Linked DNA regions of Mus musculus: region 2 is linked to region 1. The links are chromatin contacts, found by Hi-C in ENCODE. All regions are on one chromosome and are shown on one strand. Each heading gives the region's core, a stretch centred on a gene start or an enhancer-like site at or near the end of the contact. The rest is flanking DNA. Distances are from core to core; before and after follow the strand shown.

Evidence for each region. Hi-C counts contacts between places; a loop is a spot of excess contacts on that map.
Region 2: a map of T-helper 1 cell shows a loop between it and region 1 (9-fold over the local background). The contact joins the promoter of Psme4 here to the promoter of Rtn4 in region 1. A Hi-C loop is called at or near these places in 2 of 37 maps with a recorded cell type or tissue (T-helper 1 cell and T-helper 2 cell).

The regions. Positions count from the first base shown.
Region 1 is chr11:29,691,354-29,697,972 of GRCm38, reverse strand. Rtn4 (reticulon 4) reads right to left here and starts at 5,075. Exons shown (of 9, transcript NM_194054.3): 1 at 4,280-5,075. The coding sequence starts at 4,784.
Region 2 is chr11:30,767,699-30,774,652 of GRCm38, reverse strand. Psme4 (proteasome (prosome, macropain) activator subunit 4) reads right to left here and starts at 2,878. Exons shown (of 47, transcript NM_134013.3): 1 at 2,429-2,878. The coding sequence starts at 2,670.

The DNA.
Region 1 (6,619 bases), core at 3,826-6,325:
GGGAAGTAATTTTAAAGCTTTGCCAATCTCATTACTTTAATGCTCATTTAAATATAAGCTCATTTGAAGTCACTAGTTTTTCTCCTAACAAAGAGACAAAATGGGAGGTACAACACAGACAGCATGGATACATTGGGAAAGGGATAATTTATCACCCTAATCAGATCAACATATAATTTAAAGCTAATGAGCTATTCCTGGAATCTTTCCACTTAGCCTCTTTTAACATAAAGTAATGAAATTCACAAAGTGAAATCAGAGATGAGGACTACTGGGCTATATGTCTGTGGAATTCTCTGCATCTATTTGTTTGTTTGATCAGTTGGGGCATGTGGATAGCAGTGTTTTTTCCAATGCTAAAAATCAAACCCCTGACTTGGAATCCTTGAGGCAATGCTCTACGACTGAACCATATCCCCCGGACCTCTGCAGACACTTTGGTACAAAATGGAAAAGGTACACACACATAAATGCCATTCCACAGAACTGTAGACAGATAGTCAAGACACTTCCAACAGGTACAATCTGCAAGAGTACAACTTAGAAAAGCTGATGAAAAGGTATTTTTGGCATTACTTCAGTACTGTTCAAAAATACTATACAGAGCTTGGCTCCCACATGTCTACATCAATAGATAATCATATCTTTAAGAAGTGGGGACCACAGGTGGGCCTGTATACCCAAACCTGTAATTCCAGATATTCAATAAGCTGTGGCAGAAAGACCCCAAGTCACAAAATAAAAGAACTTACATTAATATTAAAAGTGCAGAGGTTGGAGAAGTGAGTCAGTCAGTAGTGGCTTCACTATAGAACACAAGGCCATCAATTCAATACCCAGGGACAAAAAGAGAACAGCCTACTGGGAAGTGGTTGTAATCTGGGTTGTAATCCCAGGAAGAATAAAGGTTCTACTAGAACCTGAGTTCTCACAAGATGATGGTTATAAAAGGCCAAGACTGGTTCCTACTTCCTCCCAGGTTCCTTGTCTCACCATGTAATTGTGGTCCTCTAGTCCAGGCTCTCACCACTGTGACATTATCTACAAGGTTTTTACCATGGCCAAGTAGATGACAGATGCCATGCCTTGAAACCACCATCACCAGAAGCTTGATAAATCTTTTTTCTTTTGAAACGAAACAAAACAGACTAACCAACTCATAAAATCTCATTATCAAGCTGGATACCAACATATCTGTACTCAACAAGAGAGATACCCTCCTGTTTCTGGCCTGTGCACGTACACAAATCTTTTTTTTTTTTTTTTTTTGAAGAACCATTTTGATTTCATGATATAAAAGCAGCTTGACACGGCAGACTATGAATTAAAGTATGATAATAAGATCCAGATTCCTTTATTTTGACTTAATACCCTTCAGAATTCCAGTTAATCTATCACACACTTTCATTCACATTACCAATGTGTCTAAAGATCAGCTTAGTCATCTTAACTGATGTCTGCACTTTCCTCAAATCAATCTCTAAGTTTCCTTAGAACAAATGAACCATTCTTTCTAGAAAAATGGTCAACTGATGTCTGCACTTTCCTCAAATCAATCTCTAAGTTTCCTTAGAACAAATGAACCATTCTTTCTAGAAAAATGGTCATCAAGTAAAAGGTACAGGTCTCAATACATTACAATGGAGATACTGCAATTCAGGAAAACTATAACTTACTAACTGAAGGATATCAGAGTTAAGGAAAAAAACTAATGTAAATAGCAGTGTTAAACACAGTTGCTAGGGGTTTATATATAGCCTCTCCCAGTTTGTCTATTCTAACCATGGACAGAGTGCTTTCACCTTTGTCTTTATTATAATCATCTATAAACCTTCAAAACTACATTTTTGCTCCAAAATCACAATGTAATTATTCAAGTAGCATATTCCTAAAATACTATTTCTGTAAGCCATACTTATTACCGTGACCCCAGAGGCTCCTAACTACCTGACTCTGCATAAGTTTTCCTTAATAATCTTAGTTAATAAACAAGCTCACTCCTGCTTCAGGGTCTTTGCCCTAGGAATTCCTTTATATATATATTTTTTCTCTGCAGCTCAAACCTTAGTTCTTTTTCCTATCATCAAGCAACCTTGAAAAGGGTCCTCATGGGGCTGGAGAGATGGCCCAGCGGTTAAGAGCACTGACTGCTTTTCCAGAGATCCTGAGTTCAATTCCCAGCAACCACATGGTGGCTCACAACCATCTGCAATGGGATCTGATGCCCTCTTCTGATGTGTCTGAAGACAGCTACAGTGTACTCATATACATAAAATAAATAGATCTTTAAGAAGAAAAAAAAAGGGTACACATGTTTCAGTTATTCTCATCCCTTCAAGCTGTTATCGTTTCATAACACCATCATTTTTAGTACTTTTTTGTGTGCTTATTTTGTGTATTATCCCCATGAGGAGAGCATGAGTCTTGCTTACTGCCACACCTTGGAAGCCCAGAACTTTGTAAAGTGTCCTAGATAACCAATAATAGGGACCAGCCAATAGCCAAACTCTTCAGTGCATTAAGAAATCTAATGTATTGCGATGAGTTAAATATCAACAACCACAACTCACTGTTGTTGTGTTCAATAAAGGGAATAAAGCTTCCAAAAAACACAATGAGTACAAAATTCCTGGGTAGACAACATTCCTCTTTTGTCTTCTAAACTTTGTTAGTATTTCTAAATCTTCTAAAATTTGTCAGTATTTCAAGAAAATGCTGATGCTGCCTGAGTCCCCTCCATATTCAAAGGACAAAACTATTTATCTTGTTTCTATGAAAGTAGAAAAAATGAAAAGTATAGTTTGGCCAATCATTGTTTCCAGTTTAAAATTTTAATACTTTATTTTTTTCTACTTTAGTTTCCCTCAAAAAAAAGGAAAGGAAAATAAAAATGAAAAGACAAGGCAGTCTTCATCTAAATTCTTTACTGTAGGAGTTGTTTTTGAATAGTGCCTTTGGTGTGCCCATAATGAATTGTTACCCAGGATCACTTCTATTGATTCATTATCCCCATTATAAGAGAGTTAATTGTAATAAAAAAGATACTGCAAGCTCTGGGGTGATATTATTTCTCTAAAAAAATAAAACCTCCTAGATCTGGAATGTTGTGAAAATTTCCCAGCAGGCAGTTATACCATTTAATTTTTTACCTTACTTTACAAAAAGAAAAAAAAGGCTTTTTGCTAGCAAGACACTTTGTCCCAAAGTAATAAACTACTTAAGATGCATTCTCGTTCTTTACAAAATTTGATTTTTTTCCCTTTCCAAAATAAAAAGGGCAATAAAACAATATTCAATGCATTTTGTCAATGTAAATCATATACTTATAAAAACTTCTAACTAATATAGGAACATTTGCCCTAAAACATTTCATTATGTCTCAGGATAAATCTACCACAAGTTCAACTAATTCCTGACCAGGAATCCACAGGTTTGCCCCTTTTTAAGGTCAACCATTTTGCCTTTTCTCTACAAGTCAATCTCGATGCATTTAAAGGCTAAGAGATGCCATTAAATTTGGCAATTTCTTTTACAGCACAACTGAGGCCCTGGATAACTATGCCCCATCGGAACAAAATGCCCAGATCTCGTTTCTCAGGCTGGTGTAGGAATCACCACATTAAACACAAATGAACTGGGCGGTGGCAGAACTTCACCAAAAGTCTCTCCTTCCCTTTTCTCCTGGAACCACGCCACTGGAGGCGCTCGCTCCCCCTTCACCGCAGTTGGGTTACTGTATAGACGTTAGCAGCTCGGCCAGTTCCCCACCAATAAAGGGAGAAAGAAACAGGGGATTAGTGCAAGGGGATCCCCCGACGCCCGGCAGGAAGGAAGGCAGGCCCTAAAAAATAAAAAAACTGTAGAGTGGTCGACAAACGCCCATCCTTTAAATAAAGGGATTAGGGCACCACAGCCTTCCCATTCCCACCTCCAAGCCCAGCCCAGCCCAGCCCAGCCCAGCCCAGCCCAGCCCAGCCCAAGGAATCCACCATCCTAGTTCTTCAACACACTCCTAGCTGCTGATAGGCGAGAACTTCGTGCTGGAATGGGAACCAGCGACTTGGCAGCGGTGCACGTGCTCCCCGAAACCCCGACAAACAATGAAGGCACCCAGGCTTCCGAGGCCGCCCCACCCTTCTGCCCGCCTCCCGCCAGCGGGGGCGCCATCACCCTGCCACTCGTAGACAAAGCCCTAGGGTCCCGAGCAGCCCTGCCCGTCCCCTCCTCCCCCGGGCCAAGACACAAAAGAGGGAGGGGCGTAACGCGCAGCAGCACTCACCCACTGAGCCCGAGCCCCTGCGCTTGGGCGCGGCCGGCGTGGAAGGGGGCGCGGCGGGCTCCGCTAGGGGGCTCGCGCCGGCTGGCGCCGGAGGCCGCGCTGGAGGCTCGTCGTCCTCCGGGAGCTTGGAGGGCAGGACTGCGGCAGCGGGCGGCAGGGATGGCGCGGACGCCGCGGGGCTGCGTTCCCAGGACGGCTGCCTCTCAGGGGCGGTGGGGGGCGCGGCCGGCAGCGGCCCGCGGGGCGCGGGGGGCACCGAGTCGCTGCTGAAGTCCAGCAGCGGTGCGGCGGCGGGGGGCACCGGAGCCGCGGACAGCCCGGCTGCGGGCTTCCTCTCCAGCACCTCCAATTCCTCCAGGTCCTCGTCGTCCTCCTCCTCCTCCTCGTCTTCCTCGTCCTCCTCGTCCTCGGGCTCCGTCACGAACTGGTACTTGAAAGCGGGCGGGGGCCGGGGCGGGCTATCCGCGGACGAGGAGACCAGCGACGACTGGTCTATGTCTTCCATGGTCGGCGATGATGCTGCAGCTACTGCCGCCGCGGGCCACTTCTCCTCAGAGCCGCGGGCGGTTGTGGGGGTTGGGCAGGACTGGCAGAGGCCGGGCTGGCCGAACCAAGCCGAGGAACCCGCAAAGGCGACAGCTCCAGGAACAATAAGACTTCTCCTCCTGCCTCCGCGCTCGAGATGCGCCACCCGCCCTGTCCTCAGTTGCAGCAGCCGCCGCCGCCCAGATGAGCAACTGAGAGAGGAGGGCAGACTCTCCGCCCAGTTTGGCGTGACTCACCTTCCCGGCAGGGGAGGGCTGGCTGGCGCGGGGGACAGAGAGCCAATAGGCTGCGGGATAGAGAAGATGGATCACGGGGTTGTCCAATAGAAATAGGGTGCAGGCGGAGCCTGCCATACTTCCTTGGTGGCGTTCGGAGGGCGGGGTTTGGAGCTGGGATCCACCCCCACCTAGTGTAGTTGGGGAATGGGGCGGGGACTTGGCCTTGCCTACAGCGGGATTTTAGTCTACCAAAAGGGGGCGGGCTGCGGTCCCAGGATTTGGAGAGTTTTCCAAGAAGCCTGTGGAAGGGCGTTATCCTGGGGACCTAGGAGTGGAAAGTTTCCTCCCCGAAAAGGGAAAAAAAAAAAAAAAAGTGGAGAAAGGTACTAACAAGACTGAATTAGGTCTTACGGATTTTTTTAGATAAAAGACTTATTTTCAGACATGGTCCCAACGCATAACTACCACCACCTCAAAAGGAGAAAGAAAAACAAAACATTTATTTGACACTTTCAAGTTCCCTCCCTTTCTAGACTGCAGGCCTGGAATGAGGTAGGCAAAACAGCTGTGCTAGATTACCCGGAGCTCTGGGCTCACTGTTTAGAATGCTTTCGGCCTTGCATTCTGCTGGACTCTAAAAGTGCACGGAGAATGAGTCACCAGAAAGGGAGAAGGGGGAAGGAACGTTGAAATAGATGCCTTGGAAGGCAAAATTGGTTCACTATTTTTCACTCACCTCAGGCTGATGAGTCAACATCCCGGATGATTCAGGCTTCCTAGGAGTCGGGAAGCCCTACACTCACTGGTTTGATATGCTGGAATGGCATGTCTCCTGATGTGCGGTCCCCCCCACCCCCACCCCCCCAAAGCTACACTTTAAAGAAAACGGTAGCCAGGTGTGGTGGCACATGCCTTTAATCCCAGCACTTGGGATGCAGAGGCAGGTGGATTTCTGAGTTCGAGACCAGCCTGGTCTACAAAGTGAATTCTAGGACAGCCAAAGCTACACAGAGAAACCCTGTTTCAAAAAATCAAAAGAAAGAAAGAAAGAAAGAAAGAAAGAAAGAAAGAAAGAAAGAAAGAAAGAAAGAAAACGGTAGAACATAGAAAACTTTGCTTCAAGGTTTGCAGAGTCCCTTTATCTTTCTTATACACTTTTCAAAAATACTGGCTGCATGCCTACTCTGGAGAGAGGATTGCCTGCATTCCAATTGTTCAGTCTACATGTGCACTGTCTAGTACTGAAGCAACTGGCTGCTTTTAGCTCCTGAGCACTGAAATGAAGTGTGTTCTGTGAATAAAATACACACTACATTCCCAGAATTTATAAGAAATGTTATAATTTCTGTTTCACATTGGTTTTATGTTGGCATTGATAGTATTTTGGATATAGTGGGATGAGTACACTATATTATCAAGTTCACTTGTATTCTTTTTGAAGCAGCTTGTAGAAACTTTTAAATGCATGTTCTAATAACTAAGATATTTGATTGCCATGGATTTTGTTGGTTTTTAAGCAAATTTGTAGTCCCAACAAAGTAATATCACCCTAGATTTAGTTTAAGTTTTAAGAAAG
Region 2 (6,954 bases), core at 1,629-4,128, 1.1 Mb before region 1:
AGGTTCTGGCACAAAGAACCAATTAGCAAGTCAAAGGTAAACTTGCTATTTCTGAATGATTAACTGCTGGCTAGCATTTGGGAGGTTAAGGCAGGGGTCGGGAGTTAAGACCAGCAAGTTTGGAACAGTTCTAGGGCTACTAGAGATCCTGTCTCAAAAGCCAGCCAGCCATGGTGTCTCATGCTGGTAATTCCATCATCGGGAAGAGCAAATGGGTAGGGCCATCCTACGGATAGTTCCAGGCCAGCCAAGCCTACCTAAAACCTTACTGGGAGGGAGAGGGTATCATAACTCCTTTTTAAATATTTAATAAGTAGCAAAATGATATAACATCAGAGCAAAAATAGTTCCCAGGAAACACTCTCATTTCATTTACAAGCAAGCAAAAGGACATGATTAAATAAGTTTCTCATATCTTCAGAATTGGTGAGGAAAAAATGAAATCTACTCCATTTCTTCTAGAACATGGCAAACATGATTACTTCAGGATTATATAGATGTTAAGCACAACACTAGGCTTTTAAACTGGGGAGGGTGAGCACAACTATACACAAACATGTCACCCTAATTCGTCTTCGAGAAGAAAACACACACCCAAGACCACAGTGTGCCCTATCAAATTCAAAGTGTCACATGGCAACGCAATTCCAAGAATTAGTTTCCAGTATTTAACCACTATTCCAAAATTAAAGTCTACATGACAGCACTTGTTGCAGGTTATTTACAGAAAACAGGAGCCACCACCATTAAGCCATCTAAACAGCAATACTGCTCTACACATCAAGCATGGTAACTCCATTATTATTTCTTGGTAATACTTGTACTTTAGGCAAAACAGCAACAAAGCCTAGTGCTAATTTACCAAACTCATTAACCAGATATTGGAAAATAAACATTTAACTGTGCTTATAAATCCAAGCTGGATGTCTTCACAAATTGGCATATACATACACATATTATACACCAAAGAAAAGTTGCATATATTCCCTGAAAACAATATTCCTTGGCAAGTCTATCAAAGTGACTAACAAACTTCATTTTTACTGTGTTCAAGTTACACAAACACCTAAGGAGAACACACAAAGTAACTCAATTTTAATCCTTTAAAAAGAGGGTTTTCTTTGATTACATTGATCTCCACATTTATGGATCCTTAATACCATAAACTTCTTTATAATCCACTCAACAGAGCTGTTAATCGTGACCACTTTATGGTCACTCTAAGAAAGACAAATTAAGTGCTTTAGTTTTGCATCTTTTAAGTAAAAGAGCTCTTTTCACTCGGTTGAAGAGTACAAAAAACTTGTCAGAAGCCCCCCAATAATTAGCACATAAAAATTATCCCGAAGAGAGATACAGCCCACTATTGTATTATAAAACCCTGAGTCATCACCCAGCTCACTCAGCAGATTCTGGGGAACACAAATGACATGCCCTGTGCAATCACTTATCGGTAACCATATGCATAAACATAGTCTTACCAAATTATATGTAGCGTACCAAACAAAACAGCAAAAATCTTATATAATAAGTTCTGCCAAAGTAAAGGCGCGCATAGAGCAAATGACCTCTCCAAACTTTTTGCTCCATCATTACTTTTCCCCCGTTCTAATTCTAATGACGCTATAATTTGCGGCTAGTGCGTACGGAAAACAAAAGAACTAACCAACTCAAAACCACACAGTCTGGCCAACAAAGCCCGGGATCAACCTAACAGCGCTCTTCACTATTTGCCTTAGAATAAGCGAAGTCGTGACCGAGGAAATGTCACAACAGGAACATACACTTTTCCTAGAATTCTAAGACAACATTCTCAACGTCTACTCAATCCGAGAATGCGCTGACTGTCCATTTGAAACGAATCGTTTCAATTAAATCCAGGAAGCCAGAACAGCAACCCAGACCCCCAAGAAACATAGTAACACAGAAAAACACACCACACACACACACACACACACACAACCTCTTACTGTCCCTACTTCCTACGGTAAGAAGTGTAAAGTGGATCGACGAGGAAGGAAAAACAAAACAAAACAACAACAAAAACAAAAAACAAACAACAAACCCAAAAAAACCACAGAAGCAAGGACAGGAGTCGCTTCCCCAAAGACCGAAGCTCTCTATCCCGCAGCTCCAAGCGCAGAACCCCAGGGAGAACCAATGGGAGCCGCTCGTCCCTATGCCCGGGTACGCCTGTGGCTCCCCAGAGCCTGGCACGTCAAGAGAAAGGACCAGAACGCTGATCGTGAGAGGCGACCGACAGGACCCAGAAGTCCCACGGAAAGCAACGAGGAGACTGGGTCTCCCCGGACTCGGCCGCGCCCCTGGAATCCTGCACCAGGTCAGCGCCGTCTGGACAGAACAGAGTTGAGCAGCACCAGCAGCGCAGACAAAGAGCCCGGCCCGCCGACGGCTTCAGCCCACTTACGTGGAGAGTTTCCGCGTCCAGAAGAGGCCCCCGGGCCACAGCTCTTGGAGCTGCACGGCCCGGCCCAGGTTGCTCTTGATCTGTGCCAGCTGCAAGTCGGACTCGGCGTCCAGCCGCTCGGCATAGGGCAGAAGCTTGTTGTACACGATCTCCTTCTGCGGGACGAAGGCCCGCGGGCCCAGTACCGGCCGCCCGCCAGGCTCGGGGGGCTCCCCGCCGCCCGCCCGCTCCGGAGCCTCCATTAGCCCGGGGCCGCCCCCGGCCCGACCCCCGGCCCCGGCCCCCGCCCCGCTGCGGGCTCAGCCTCGTCCGCGTCGCCTCGCCCTCGGCCCGACCGCTGGGCCCCCCTCCCGCCCCGGCTGCCCGGCGCGCTGCTGGACCCCGCGCGGCACCCGGTTCGTTGGCGGTGGCAGCGGCTGCTCGGCCCGGACCCCTCCGGCTCTTCTGGTGACGCTGCAGCCGCAGCGCCGGGAGGTTCCGGACCGGCCTCAAGTCACTTCCGGGGCGGGGCCACGGAGGCGGGGAGGAGGTAACCTGGCTGCTTTCTTGCAGTCAGCCGAGTTTGGTGTCAGCGACTGGGGTTGCCACGCGAGGCTGCCGGCGAGAAACAAGAGACCCTACTCTGCTCCAGCAGGATCCAGAGACACGGAATCCGACTACCTCTCCACGCTCAGTATCCTCTCTTCTGGGCCAGTTTACGGAAGAGCAGCTTGTATCCCAGCCGGGGGCGGGAGTGTGGACAGCGAAGCAGTATGAGCACAAAGAGTTCTAGGCCAACCTCTGCTTCCTACTGGCAACAGGAGACACTATCTTTAAAAAAACGTGTATGGAAGAATCTGTATACACAATAGTACCCTGTGTTCCTCTGTCCTTTTACCCCCCACCTTTCTGATATTTCCCCGTCCACCCTCCAAAAAAGTTACTCAACAAATATACTTTGTGTGTCATCTTCTCATTTAAGGTCCCTATAGAAAGTTTAAGAACGCCTAGTTCTGCCCTTAAGGACGTAGAGGCCTTTCCTGGCAACAAACTAATAAATTACAAGATAATGCATTGGTAAATACTGGATAAGTACCGAGATACCTGGGAATTCTAAATGAAGGCATATCACCTTCATAGAAGTTATTTTTAAATTAATCTGTAAGGTTGATGGCAATGTTATTTCGATAAAGAAAGGAGGAAGAAATAATTATCAGCTGACAGAAAAGACTGAGGCTGCAAGCTTGCTTTCTGATAACTCAAGATTCAGGCTGGTTAAAGATTGCTTGCCAGAAGGGAGTGAATACATGTATTGAGACTAAGAAGTAAATGCTGGAGAATTGAGATTGATCTTAAAAATAACAAGAAATTTCTAAGAGAGGACATTGTAACATGCGCCTGTCATCCCAGCATTTGGAAACTCAAGAGCAGGAGGGTTGTAGCTTAAAGCCAACCTGAGCTAAACAAAAAAACGAAACAAAACAAACTAACTAACTAACTGAAAAAACAGACAAGGATTACCAGCTGGTCTATGAGTTCTACTAGTGGTTGGCCTCTTTCCTAAGCTGAGTTCCATCCCTAGATCTTCAAGAAAATATTTTACAAAAAAAGTCACCATCTCAAAAGAGAATGTCTAAAAAACAATAAGCCTAAGGGCAGCATAATAAAATTTACTTTTGTTTCTTTTAGTTTTTGTTTTTGGTTTTGTTTTTTTGTTTGTGGTTTTTTGTTTTGTTTTAGTTTTTTTGTTTTTGTTTTTGTTTTGAGACTGGATTTTACTCTGTAGCCATGGCTATTATGAAACTGCTATGTGTTAAGACCTGTGTCTAGCCACCCATTTTGTGCTGTTACTAATATTATAAGGAAACTTTCTCATGCCCGAGTTGATGGGGCATTCTGTGTTTTGGTGTTCTTGGAAACCAACCACAATATAAGTCAGTTAGAACTGCTTTGTATAGTTAGCAGCAATAACCTTGGACTGGAACCAACCACCAGACAGCACTTCTTGCACCTGTGTATGACCTTTTATGGTTTTTGCTTTTATAAGCTGCCCCTGGAATAGACCCCAACATAAAAGAGAGGCCTACACCAATAAAAGAAGCTATTTGGAATAAGACTTCCATTTTGAGTAGAGATTGAGTAAAGTTTAACTTCCCAAGACGGCCCAGGGAACTGACATCCTACTTGGCAGAAAGAGACATGTACATGGGTAACTAGCATCCTGGTTGGCAAGTTAAGACGTGAGTGTTGAAGTTAAGCAAGGCAAGTCCTCTATCACAGCTGAATACCTCAACCAATAGGAGCTGGATAAATGGACAGCAAAGATATGTTGCCAAGGAAATCCCCTATCCCTAAATACTGATTGGTAAACTAACTTGGCGGGTTTAAAAGCTTAAAAGCTCTGTAGGTGGGTGGGTAGATGGGTAGGAGAACACCCTCATAGAAGCAGGGGGAAGAAAAATGGGATAAGGGGTTTCCAGAGGGGAAACCTGGAAAGGAGATAACATTTGAAATTTAAATAAATAAAATATCCAATTTAAAAAAAAAATAACAAAGGGGATGGGGAGAAAGAAAAAAAGGAAGAGCTCTGTAGGATCTTGGCTCTTCTAAGTCTGGTCTATGACCCTGATCAATCATTCCTGGGTTGAATGATCAATAAACTATGCCTGTCTGACTAAAATCTGTATTTGTGTAGTTTGTGAGGTGACTCGTGGACTATAATACTATGTAAACCAAACTGGCCTTGAACCTTGGGCAACCCTGCAATTTCTGGTATGTACCACATGTAAGAAAATTTCACATTAAAATGTTTTATATTACATTCGTTTCTTTCTATGTGCTCATGCTGTGAATGACTTACAGGGATTGATTATTTGTAGTTGGTCTAATGTTGTTTGTATTTTTATGTTAATTTGGGCCCTCTAAAACTGTTTGCCCCAAAGACAAGTTAGTCTGTAGGTAAGACACTGAGGGTCCCTGCCCCGAGTTAATTCTGATTGGTAAATAAAGATGCCAGCAACCAATAACTGGGGAGAAGAGATGTAGGTGGGGTTTAGGTTTTCTGGGCTTGGGACCAAGAGGAAAAGGAAGGAGGAGAAGCAGAAAGGAGCCTCCATGGAATAAGAAGCATATACAGGAGGGAGAAGGTGAACCACAATGGAATAGCTGAGCCATAAAAAACATGGCCAGTGTGGACTGCATACTCCTGGGCCAGCAGGAGTGAGATCCTGTCTTAAAAAAATACAAACAGCAATAAGAAGGTAGGAGGTCTAAAAATGAGGCAGACTAAAGTCTTGTGCACTAGCCAAGTTTATTCAGAGCATTAGACAGTTTATACCTTGAATGTTAAGAGGAATCACAACAACAAGCCACATATGACAAAACCATGATTTTTTTTCCCATAGGGGACATGAGTAAGAACAGGTGAAGTAAACTCACTCCTATCCACTACACCTCAGAGGAACATGAAAACACATTTCAAGAACAATTCTGTTTTTAAGAAACTGAGGTCACAGACTTTTGTCTTGACTTCTTGGAGTTTTCTCACAAGCACTCAGAATTCTTAATTACTCCGTTCTTGGACTGTGTTCTGACAGTAGGTGCTTTGTTGTTTCCTTGTGTGTATGATACTGAGGACTGAGTGAGGTAAAGTGCTCCACCACCCAGCTACTGGTCTATATCTCCAGACCTTTTTACTGTCTATAAAGCAGCCTTCAAGTTGACCAGGCTGACCTTGGTAGCCCAGGTAGATTTTCTTTCTTGTTCCTTACTCTCTTACACATATGCTGTGAATATCTATGTCATGGTGTTCATGTAGAAGTGAGAAACAGCTTTTGGGGAGTTGGTTCTATCCTTTTACCTTTACGTGGATTCCAGGGATCCAACTTAGGTTTCCAAACTTGTATAGGGAAGACATTTATGCACACAAAATATTAGGTTTAATTGATGCATTTTTCAAACAAAATGTATGTTACTATTTTACCTCTTTTCAATACCTTTGCCCTTCTAGGACCCATCCCCCTTTCTGCTTTCAAGTCACATGTGCTCTGTTGCCTTTCTCTGCCTCTGTAAACCCTCTTTTCTCTATGTCATGACTTCCTTCCTAGTTTGTGACATAAAACCATACTCATAACCGTGCATGAATATATGAACACACACATACACAAGTACACACACGCACACACACATGAAAAGCTAGGCCCTGCTTGTGAATAGGAACATGTAGTATTTGACTAAGTCTGAATCTATAGTGTTTGTCTTAAAAAATTTTATCCAGATCCATCCATTTTCAAAATTTCTAAATTTCACAAATTTATTTGTCTTTATGGTCAAATAAAATCCCATCCATACATATGTATGTCATATAAAAGATGGTATATATGTACCACACTTTGTTATCCATTCATCTGTTAATAGATATCTAGGCTAATTTCATTTCCTTGAAATTGTGAATATAGCAGCAATAAATGTGTACATGCAAATATCTTTGTGATAGTCACTTTAATATATGGCCAAAAGTGGTATAGATGGGTTATATGCTAGTTTTC